Regions from separate parts of the Homo sapiens genome. Here region 2 is linked to region 1. Evidence: chromatin loops called from intact Hi-C (ENCODE). Cell type or tissue: heart left ventricle. All regions are shown on one strand.

Region 1 (5,000 bases):
TGTATAGAAGGCTGGATGAGGGAAGCATGGGATCTCTTTCTTAGCATGGTAATCAGAGAAGTTGTCACAAAAAAAGATAGCATATAACCTTGTCCTTAAAAGATGGATATAGTTTTAATAAGCGAAAAGGAAGAGGAAGACATTTCTGGTAGTAAGAATTGCCTGGGAAGAGCAGAGAATCTGGCTGGCATGGAGCATGCATGAGGAACAAGGTCATGTATTTAGTGGGAGCATAAAGTAGGCGACTCAGCAGCAAAGGCCAGAGCCAGATTCTAGGACATTCTGAAAGCCAGATTAAGAGTATTGACTTTCATTCTGTACTCAATGAGCATCCAGTGAAAATGGACTATAGAATGGAGAGACTAGAAGCAGGACATTAAGTTACAATGTTGTATAACTCAGTTATGAGTTGTGACAAAATTATGGTGATGGTAGTCTAAATAGAAGAATGATGAAGGAAGACAATTTGAAAAGAATCACTGTAGTTTAGAAACCATTCTTTCTGGAAAATAATGCAAAAAAAAAAAAGGAGTGGAAAAACAAACCCAAGTTACTGAGAAAATGATGCTGACAGAAAAGACAGGTCAGGAGGGGAAGTGGATTCACCATGATGATGATAATGCTGTTTTGTTGTTTTGTTTTTGAGGGTGTCTTTTCCCCAAGCTTTGGTTTAATAATTCCAAATTCCTCTTTAGCAAACTTTATGCTTTAGATTTTACTGCAGTTGCATGTAAATTTCACATGCGTTGTTTTTTAAAAATTGATGTATATATATATATCATGTATATATATGTATATATGCGTATATATACATATATGTATATATGCGTATATACATATATGTATATACGCATATATACATATATGTATATATGCGTATATGTGTATATATGTGTATATATGTATGTGTGTATATATGTGTATAAATGTGTATACATATATATATATGATGTGTATATATATGTATATAGTTATACATATTTGGGGGTACATGTGATATTTTGATACATGTATACAATGTGTAATGATCAAATGAGGGCAGTTATCATATTTATTGCCTAAAACATTTATCTCTTCTTTGTACTGGGAACATTATAATTCTTCTCTTCTAGCTATTTTGAAATATACAACAAATTATTATTAACTATAATTTCCATACTGTACTATTGAATACTAGAACTTATTATTTCTATGTAAGTATATTTTTATTTATTTTTAAAATATTTATTCTCAACATGCTGAATTTCAGATAAATAACAGAGAGTCAATAAAATTATGGCCAAGTAGAGGTTGAATTCGAGTTCAAAGTTCAGGAATAGGTTTCCAGCTGGTTATGCCAATTTTTTGAGATTTCTGATGACGTGCTCATTATCACAGCCTCAGGACCAATTACACAATGCATGTGAGTATTTATCTTGCTAGAGAAATATCTCTAATTGAGAACCTGATCCCCCCACCCTTTATATCTACCACTACCTCGCTCATTTGGGTCACCAGGTTTAGCCTAAATTAGTTGAAAATACTGTAAACCCAAATTAATACATCATAATTCAGCAGTTTAAATTAAGGTATCAGTGCAACATTTGAAAAGTAAACTTGTAATTAATATATTCATTGATGTAAGAGTAATCTGGGACTCTGAATGTCTACCTGTGTCTAATGGCAGCCCAGTTATACCCAGTTGACCCATAAAACAAAAATGTCATGGTTCCTTTTTCAAAGCATTTTGAAGCTACAGCAGAGATTTAGTTTCTGTCACTGTTATTTCAGCCTCTTAGCTCTATTGGAAATAATACTGCTCTTTTTAGTGGAAGGGGCTGACTTAGTTGCCTGGGGTCCTCAGGCTGCAGGGTGGATTCTTGCCCTCCGTATTGACCATTAATATGCTCAGGGTCCTTTAGGTAGTGGGAAATTATTTCCTTTCTTCCCATTAAGCCTGGGATGTCATGAGGAAGCATCAAAACACTTATTTTCATCTTTGGATTTAGAAAGTACTAAATCAATTTAATGCTGATTTCCTCCTAAAAAGCAGACAGGTGAATTAGAGAGACAAATGAAAAACAGTTATAAGCCATTCACGTATCCTTTTCAGAGATTTTTATCACAGGCCTCCGAAATGTCTATTAAGAATTTAAACCTTTGTTGACTCCATTTAGCCAGCAGTCTGGAAAATGCCAGTGATAAGTACTATTCCTTGAGGAGTTCAGCATCTATTCTTCTTCTCTTCCTTGATAATTCCAGAAATACCATGAAAGGGGTAATAATACCGACAGTAATGAGTGTGCCTTGGGAAATCACTAAACTATAAAATTCACAGGAAAGCACATTTCATATCTTTAAATACATTCCATTGCCTCTGCTAGGTTCAAGCTCAGAGAATTTCAAAATGCAATCACTGCTCTGGCCAGTTGAGGGCGGAATTGCCCTTCTTTTTGCACATACATCGTGCTTATGCGTTTGGAAAAGAGGAACCATCAAACCATCTGCCGAAAGGGGGCACTCAGCTAAGGAAGGAAAATGAGAATGGACAGGCAAATTGGAAAGCTGCAGCACAAAGCGACCCCAGTTTCGTGAAGTATGGGAAAAAAAAAAAAGACATTTCATGCATAAAACTCAAGAGCTGTATCTGATGGAATACATTATGCTTACAGAACAAACAGGTGACTTTCTGATTTTGTCAATTTGTGTGGGTTGGTTTAATTAACCTTTTCTTTGGTAATTTTTAATACCTAGCTAATTTCTGCAAATCCATGTCAATTAAAAAAGGAAAGCCTAGAAGGCTGACTTAGAGTTTCTCAGCCTAATAGTACATTGAGAGGGATTGCAGTAGATTTTGTAATTAATTTCTCATCACAGTTTAGGTATGAAATAATGTGAAAGAAAATGGATAGTGTATGGTGGGACTACTACCTATTTTCTCTCACTATGAATGTATACCCTGATCATTAATAATTCAAAACCAGCAACTTTGCAGATCTCATCAAATAACTTTGTAATGTAACACACCTAAAATATTTATTTGCCGGACTCCTTTTTTATGGAGGAGTCAAAGATTATTTGGAGGATGTCAGTATTTACCTGCTACACCCATGACTTCCTCCATTTTCAAATTCAACTACACACTGCCATCTGGAGCAACTTGGGCTTGATAAAAATCACCTCTGCTACTGGAAACTATGCATTTCTATAGTGCTGCTTCCTCTTGATTTTTTTCTTTCACTGCTTTTTGAAAGTTCATCATATGGCCATTGAATCATAAAGTGAACATATAACTGGATCACAGTCTTTCTCCCGAGATTTATATGCTTAATTTATTTTGTAACCCTCTAGATAAGTCCTTTCACTAAAGCGGCCGTGGATCTTAGGGCCCTCTCTTATTGAACGAAGCAATAGTGCCCAAGAAATTCTTGCACATCTCAAAGTGCAGGAGGGGGAAATGCCCATAAAGAGACCAATTCATCAACATTATAGACGTGAGACCAGAAGTGAGATTACAGACAACTCAATTTATACTCTATCACCATACTAATCTTGTTAAAGCGTAGATTGATTCAAGGAGCTATCCTCCCCATTATATATAGACTCAAACCCATCTTCTTTGGCCTGATATTGACAGCCCTCTTTGAATTCACACCAGCCAGCTCTCCCACCCTTCTTCCTGCTGCCCTTGAGCTCCAGTCAAACTGAGCCACGGAAGTTCAGCATTCACGTTTAAATCCCTTCACCCTGACCAGGGCCCTCTCTCTAGAATTCAACTGACATGAAGAGTGACCAGATTTAGTAAAAGCAGTTTACCTCCCTAATTCCACATATCTATGTGCATCCTTGCTGCCCCAACCTAAATAGAGCTCTGCCATAAAGCCTTCCTCAATGTCATTCGGATACTCTGTACACCTTCTCAGAAGGCATTGCCTCTAGCCTCTCTTACGACACTTCTTTCTACCTCAAAATGTAGTTATTTATAGACATATATTTTCTACCAGACATAAGATGATTGAAAGTAGAATCCATATCTGATACATCCTTTTATCCCCCAAAATATTTAGTGCAATATCCAGCACACATATGCACTCAATAAATATTTATTAATTAACAAATGAATGAATTTAAAGTTTATGGTAAACCAAAGTTATCTACAAAGATGTCTAATAAACCTAATGATATTCAAGTAATTTTCCCTTACAAAAATTAACTATAAGTCAACCCTCTAAACCCAGAAGAGTTATCACCTTGCTGAAGAGCAGTTGCTTAGTCCAATGGGTAGTATCTTATGTGGCTATTTTGAAAGGAGAGGGTACAAAAAATTATGAAAAGCCTAAGTCCATTTACAGGAAATCCTCATTCTTTTTGAAAAAAAATTATGGAAAACATTTTTGAAATACTATCTGGTTCCCAGAAATCTGAACACAACTGCAGTCTCCAACCATAAAAATAGCAATAGTTATCTACCTGAAATTGCCATCCTTCAGTCCCTGTGCTTGATTTTGATAGATTCCTCTGCATGGAATTCATGGATTTCTAGTGAAGTGTAGAGCTAGAACCCCAAGGAAGCAAATTGAGATTCTATAACATTTAAGCCACATCTATATTTTACACTAGCATTACACTAATATTATATACAATTATGTTTATATTAAATATTTATAATGAAGATAAGTTTCAGCTTTTCAGTAGGATTTGAGATTTGAAATACTCCAACTTTGCAATAAGAAACAGGTAAAAAAAAAAACAGAAACAACTAAAAAGCAAATTTTTATTTGGCAATAATGTTGAGGAATAATAGTTTTTTAAGCATCCTTTCGTACTTTACGAAGAATTTAATATGTATTTACTCTCACCATCTACCCTCTTATTAGCCAAATATGTAGTTTTTTTAGTTTCTCTATAATCTTCAAAGCAGATGCATATTTAAGCACCTTAAAAGCAAACAATCCACCTTGATCATGCAATAGTTGTTTTGGGCATTGTGAGAGGTTGAACAGATATGCAAGATATCACAT
Region 2 (5,000 bases), 590 kb after region 1:
AAGGAGTTTTAGCACTAATTGCTGGGAATTCAGTCACTCTTCAAGCATCCCAGTTCTACACAAGTGGGACCTTTCCATCTGTGCAAGGCCTAAGGTCTATCCTTGCACAGAACCATTAATACAGAAGGCTCACTCTCCTATTCTTACGTCCTACAATACCTACTGCAGTTTATTCCCAAGAACTGACTAGAGTTCTAGTCTCTCTGTTTTGAGAGATTCACTTTTGGTCTCTCCGTGATGTGTAGCAATGAGAAGAATTCTTTTAGCCAGTATCTTTGATAGTATAAAGCAGTTTCAAGTAAAGAAATCTACCAGGGAACTAAAGAGCATACAGGTAAAAATGGATAGATATAGAACTCCTTCTTCAGAAAAGTCCTAAAAGTGAGTGAACTCTTAACACTCCTCATACAAATTCTTAGAGGAAGAGTGTTTCACCTACCTCACTGGTTTTACCTCATAAGGCCTTTCTCTCATCTGGCTGCCATTGTTGAGTTTAATTCCACATGGAGTGCTCAAAATCCCAGTGTACTCGTGCATAGATTTTTCTTCCTATTTAATTAATCCGAGGTTCTTTCCTTTATTGTTTCTACCATAGCTAGAATTCAAATCTATTGCCTACCTTGTATATAAGTAGAGAATTGAGGAAACAAGATATTTCAGGTCAGGATTATGGAATGAGACATACATATTCACATAGGTATTTTATGCTTTTTTTGACCTAGCCTCAAACACAAAATATCGAAGATTTAGGGAACTACAAGAGCCTTCAAGGAGAAAATGATAGCACATTCCTATTGAGGCTCAACAGGATGAATAATAATCATATCTAACATTTAATACAAACTTTCTTGGTACAAGCGTTTTCATAGGCATTTAATATACATTATCTCATGAAATCTATGACAGATCTATGAGCCAGTACTATTACTTTCCACTTTTTATGAATGAGGAAATCAAGTATTAGAGGAATTAAAACATTTTCCCATGGATCACTTGCTCATAAGTGGTACATCTGGGACTTGAACTCAGGCAGTAGGGCTCCAGCACACATATCCTTTACCAGTGCTCTCAACATCAAGTGAACCCTTTATAAGGGTAGAGCTACACAGAGCCACAGGCTCCAGATACCACCTTTGCCTCTACCATCCAAAGTGCTTCTCCTGTGCATACATAGATTACATTCTCCCAAATTAAAATCAACAAGACAGACACTGATGGAATCCAAAGTAAAAATTGCAGAATCTATGGGACATTTTGGTCATTGATGTAGAGAGTAAATAAAAATGTTTGAAACCAAGACAGATCTTCATACTTATATCATGTGAGGTAAAATGTAACTATTGGCTGATCTGAGGCTTCATTCTACTGACTACATGTCCTCTTGATTGATATAATGGCACTAATTTTAGAAATGAAAAAGGGTCACATAGATGCAGAGTATTCAAATATAACTGTTCAAGTAAATTTTAAAGGCTGAGCATATGTGACAGGCCTGTGTTATTCTTTTTGCCATCTCTTCCCTCTTGCCTGCACTGTGAAGCTTCAAAAACACTGCCAATGCAACGGCAACCCTGCTGCCGAGGCCCAAGACAAACAACGGCAAAGATGGTAGATGAGCCAGTGATTACAAGTCAATAACAATTTTGCAATTATACATTCTATAACCAAATTAGAAACAATGTCATTAAGCCTCAATGGCAAAAAAATTAATTAATTTAATATAAAAAAATCTTCCTTGTTTGTCCAAAGTAAATACCCTGGGAAATAGCACTATGTCATTTGGTAATTACTACAGAACAATATAGGAATAGATCATGACTGGTGTCTAGAAAAACAGCAATCACATTTTGCCTTCTAATTATGGCAGCACTCTCAAGAAACACAGGGAGCAGTGCACCCTGCTGTTACACCACAGCAATAACACTCATTACCCCAGTAAATACTATGGAAATGTGCAGTAACACACAGGGGCCTCCCTGCTGTGAGGCTGTGGCAGAATCACTCATCAGGCTGGGAAGTATCACTCGATCGTCTTTAATTACTTCCAAAATATATGATAACCTGCCCACAGTTAGAATGCGGTGATATCACTCGTTACTTCTCCCTCCCTGCTCCCCTTTTTTTTTTTTTTTTTTGTAACTTACTAAGAAACCCTGCAGTAGCCTTACTATAGTGGTGATGTATTGTAACTTATACCAATTTAATCACATAGATTTGTGTGCTTTTGGCCAACATATGCTCCCAATGTGAAATGAGCACAAGAAAAATATGCTCAAATACTGTTATCTTTCTAGCAAGATCCCTTTTCTCACGTTATTGAGTTGTGGCAACACTGTTGTAATCCTTTCTTTTTATTCTGGAAATTAGAGTGATAATTACACCGTAGTCCCCTGGAATCCAGAGTACTTGTAATTATATCCAGTTACCTAGGAAAACAGCAATTTCAAACCTATTACCCACAGGTATCATTTATGTTTATTGCCCTATTTGTGAAGCCGCTTTTACTCTGAATTCCAAGTGGCAGGATGTTTCACTGAGGTACTTGTGCTCCGGAGGAAGGGAGAAAGGACAGAGGGAGGGGACAATAGGAAGAGGCCTCTACTCCTTTTCAGGAGGCTTAGGTCTGATCTCTATTAGAAAGGGTTTGTTCAGGCCCTTTTCAAATGGATAAGGCAGATTATGGGACTATGTTTTCCTCACACAGTTTGGAGACAGGGCTCAAAGTTTCAGGGTTTTGTGTTTGACACCTCCCATTGTGCTCACTTGTCTCAATGTGCCACAAATGCCTGCAGTAAGGCTAAACTAATTCTTGATTATGACTCACCCTGGCAGGTGAATTAATAGCTTTTAGGACAGCAGTTTCAAAAATAATTAAACCTAGGTGTTGCTATTTTCATAAGAAAGAAGAAAATAACTGTTATGCCACAGCATTCATCACTTTGATTTGGACAATTTATTCTAAACATCAGTACTTACTTAAGAGAGGTTTTGCATGTAGTTATTCAGTAAGCCATTCGTATTCCAAAAGAGGGAGTGATGGATGTAGGTTTCCTTCTCTTGCTAATTTTTGGAGTGATTTGTAAGATTATAATTTTATAAGGAAGACCTAATCTTAGACTTACAAATAATAATATTGTGTACTGAATATTTAAGTCAAGTACTAGTTAGCTGTAACAATAACTCAACACAAGAACGTTATTGACCCCATGTATAGATAAAGAAATTAAGCCTCTGAGAGGTTAAGTAATGTGCTCATGATTATTCAGTTAGAAAACAGTACAGCCAGGATTTGATCTCAGTTCATTCAAGCCTCCGATCTTGTCCTTTTGCTATACTATCACACTACTCCATCAGGTGCTGCATCTATTTCTATTGGCTTCAAGTTCTGTAATGCTTCTTGACATATAAAAAGAAAACTTGCTCAGAATGTTTAAATTATGAAAAAACTTCCCCACAAAATGTATTTCCCTTATGAGGGAGAAAGACTCAGGTACTTTTAAGCTGAAAGTATTAGTAGTTGTCTGTCTTTTCCTTTACCCTGTGTTAACAGCCACTTGAAGACATACGAAGCCTTCATTTTCACCCCAAATTGGGCTTTGGGTCTTATTCACCATTTATCACAAACTATTCTGAAGAATGAAACAGCATTGGAGAAAATGAAAACTTGGGACTTCTAAAGTTTAACTTGGGAGTCTATTACTGAATTCAAGTATTAAACCGGGCAAAGTCTTCTTGCCCGAACGATTAATTAATTAAAGTCAAGCATTCATTCATTTTTGTAAAATAACATTTTATATGTATTTTTATTTTTACTGTTTATTTTCACATACCTTTTTAATAGAGGTTTGGTAATAGCTCCTTTTTTTGCACTGATAGAGAAATAAGTTCAACTTCAGTATGATCCACTTAGTTTCTCAAAACATGATATTAGAAGCATAAATCCAATGTATTTTAATAAGAAAAAAACAACATAAATGTGAACATATTACACACATTTGTCTGAAATCTATTGAGGTACAGTAAAAAGTGTAATTCCAGAGTTAAACACACAGAGTTGTTTTAAATTACTTTCATTTAAAACACTTACTGCATGCACAACATGATTTAACTACAGATAATAGTACTAAAATGATTTCTCTAAGGTATCTTCAGAGATAGAGATTGTGTAAAGATCACAAATCTAGGAAAGTGTCTCTACTTTACCAAAACAGCATTGGTCATGATATCAGGTCATCCACTGGCAATTGTGACATGGGCATTTTGAAAGCAGAGCTTGGCATTCAGCAGTTACCAGCTTGCTAGTCAGAGGGCATGTCATACAGTCTAAGAGAGCTGCATTCATTTCTGGTCAGGCCACAGATGCAGGTTACCAAGCAAATGTTTCATTGTCCCCTAGGGTAAGCAAACTGAACCTCCCAGGAAGATACGTCTCTATTATTCTGAGAAGGCTATTATTGAAATTAGTTAAGAAAACCACTTATCTCCCTATTATTTAAAAATCTGTCAATGTAAAGATGGATGGCATTACTCAGAATCAGAAAATTTGAATTCCAACACTTGATTATGAAACTTGGTAGCTGTGGGGGGCGGGGCAAAGATGGCTGACTAGAAGCAGCTGCATTCAGAGGCGCCAATGGGAAAAAAACATAAAAAGCCTGTGAATCCTCACAGGCAACCAAGGTATCCAGGTTCTCTCATCAAAATTGTCTAGAAGGTTGATGTGACCCACGAAGAGAAGGAAGAGCGGTGTTGTGCCGCAGCCCACCTGAGAGCAGGCAAGGGGAGCTGCCTCCCCCCAGCCAAGGGAGGCGGTGAGTGAGCACACTACCAGGGAAACTGTGCTTTTTCCTTGGAACTGGGCAACCCATGGATCGGAAGATCCCACTTGCAAACCCACGCCACCGGGTCCTAGAATCCCGAACCCTGAATGCAGATTCTTACAGCCTCTCAGCTGGAGTCTGCTTAAGCCTATCCAACTTCCCCGCAGGGAGGGGTGACCA

What was found. Peaks named below come from ENCODE experiments on the same cell type or tissue, not always from the same donor. Only the 100,000 strongest peaks of a DNase experiment are listed, where the experiment ranks them.
Region 2: it touches region 1 in a loop (9-fold over the local background); 5 of 110 quality-filtered maps call a loop at or near these places.

Annotation. Positions count from the first base shown.
Region 1 is chr3:116,768,584-116,773,583 of GRCh38, forward strand. No RefSeq gene overlaps it. Among named protein-coding and RNA genes, the nearest start is that of TUSC7, 61 kb to the left of the region's middle. In heart left ventricle, CTCF peaks have their summits at 2,423 (motif pointing right) and 2,622; no DNase peak of the experiment used is centred here.
Region 2 is chr3:117,353,866-117,358,865 of GRCh38, forward strand. LOC124906271 (a long non-coding RNA gene) reads left to right here and starts at 4,320. Exons shown (of 3, transcript XR_007096023.1): 1 at 4,320-4,397. RefSeq lists an enhancer at 4,573-5,000. In heart left ventricle, a CTCF peak has its summit at 1,909; no DNase peak of the experiment used is centred here.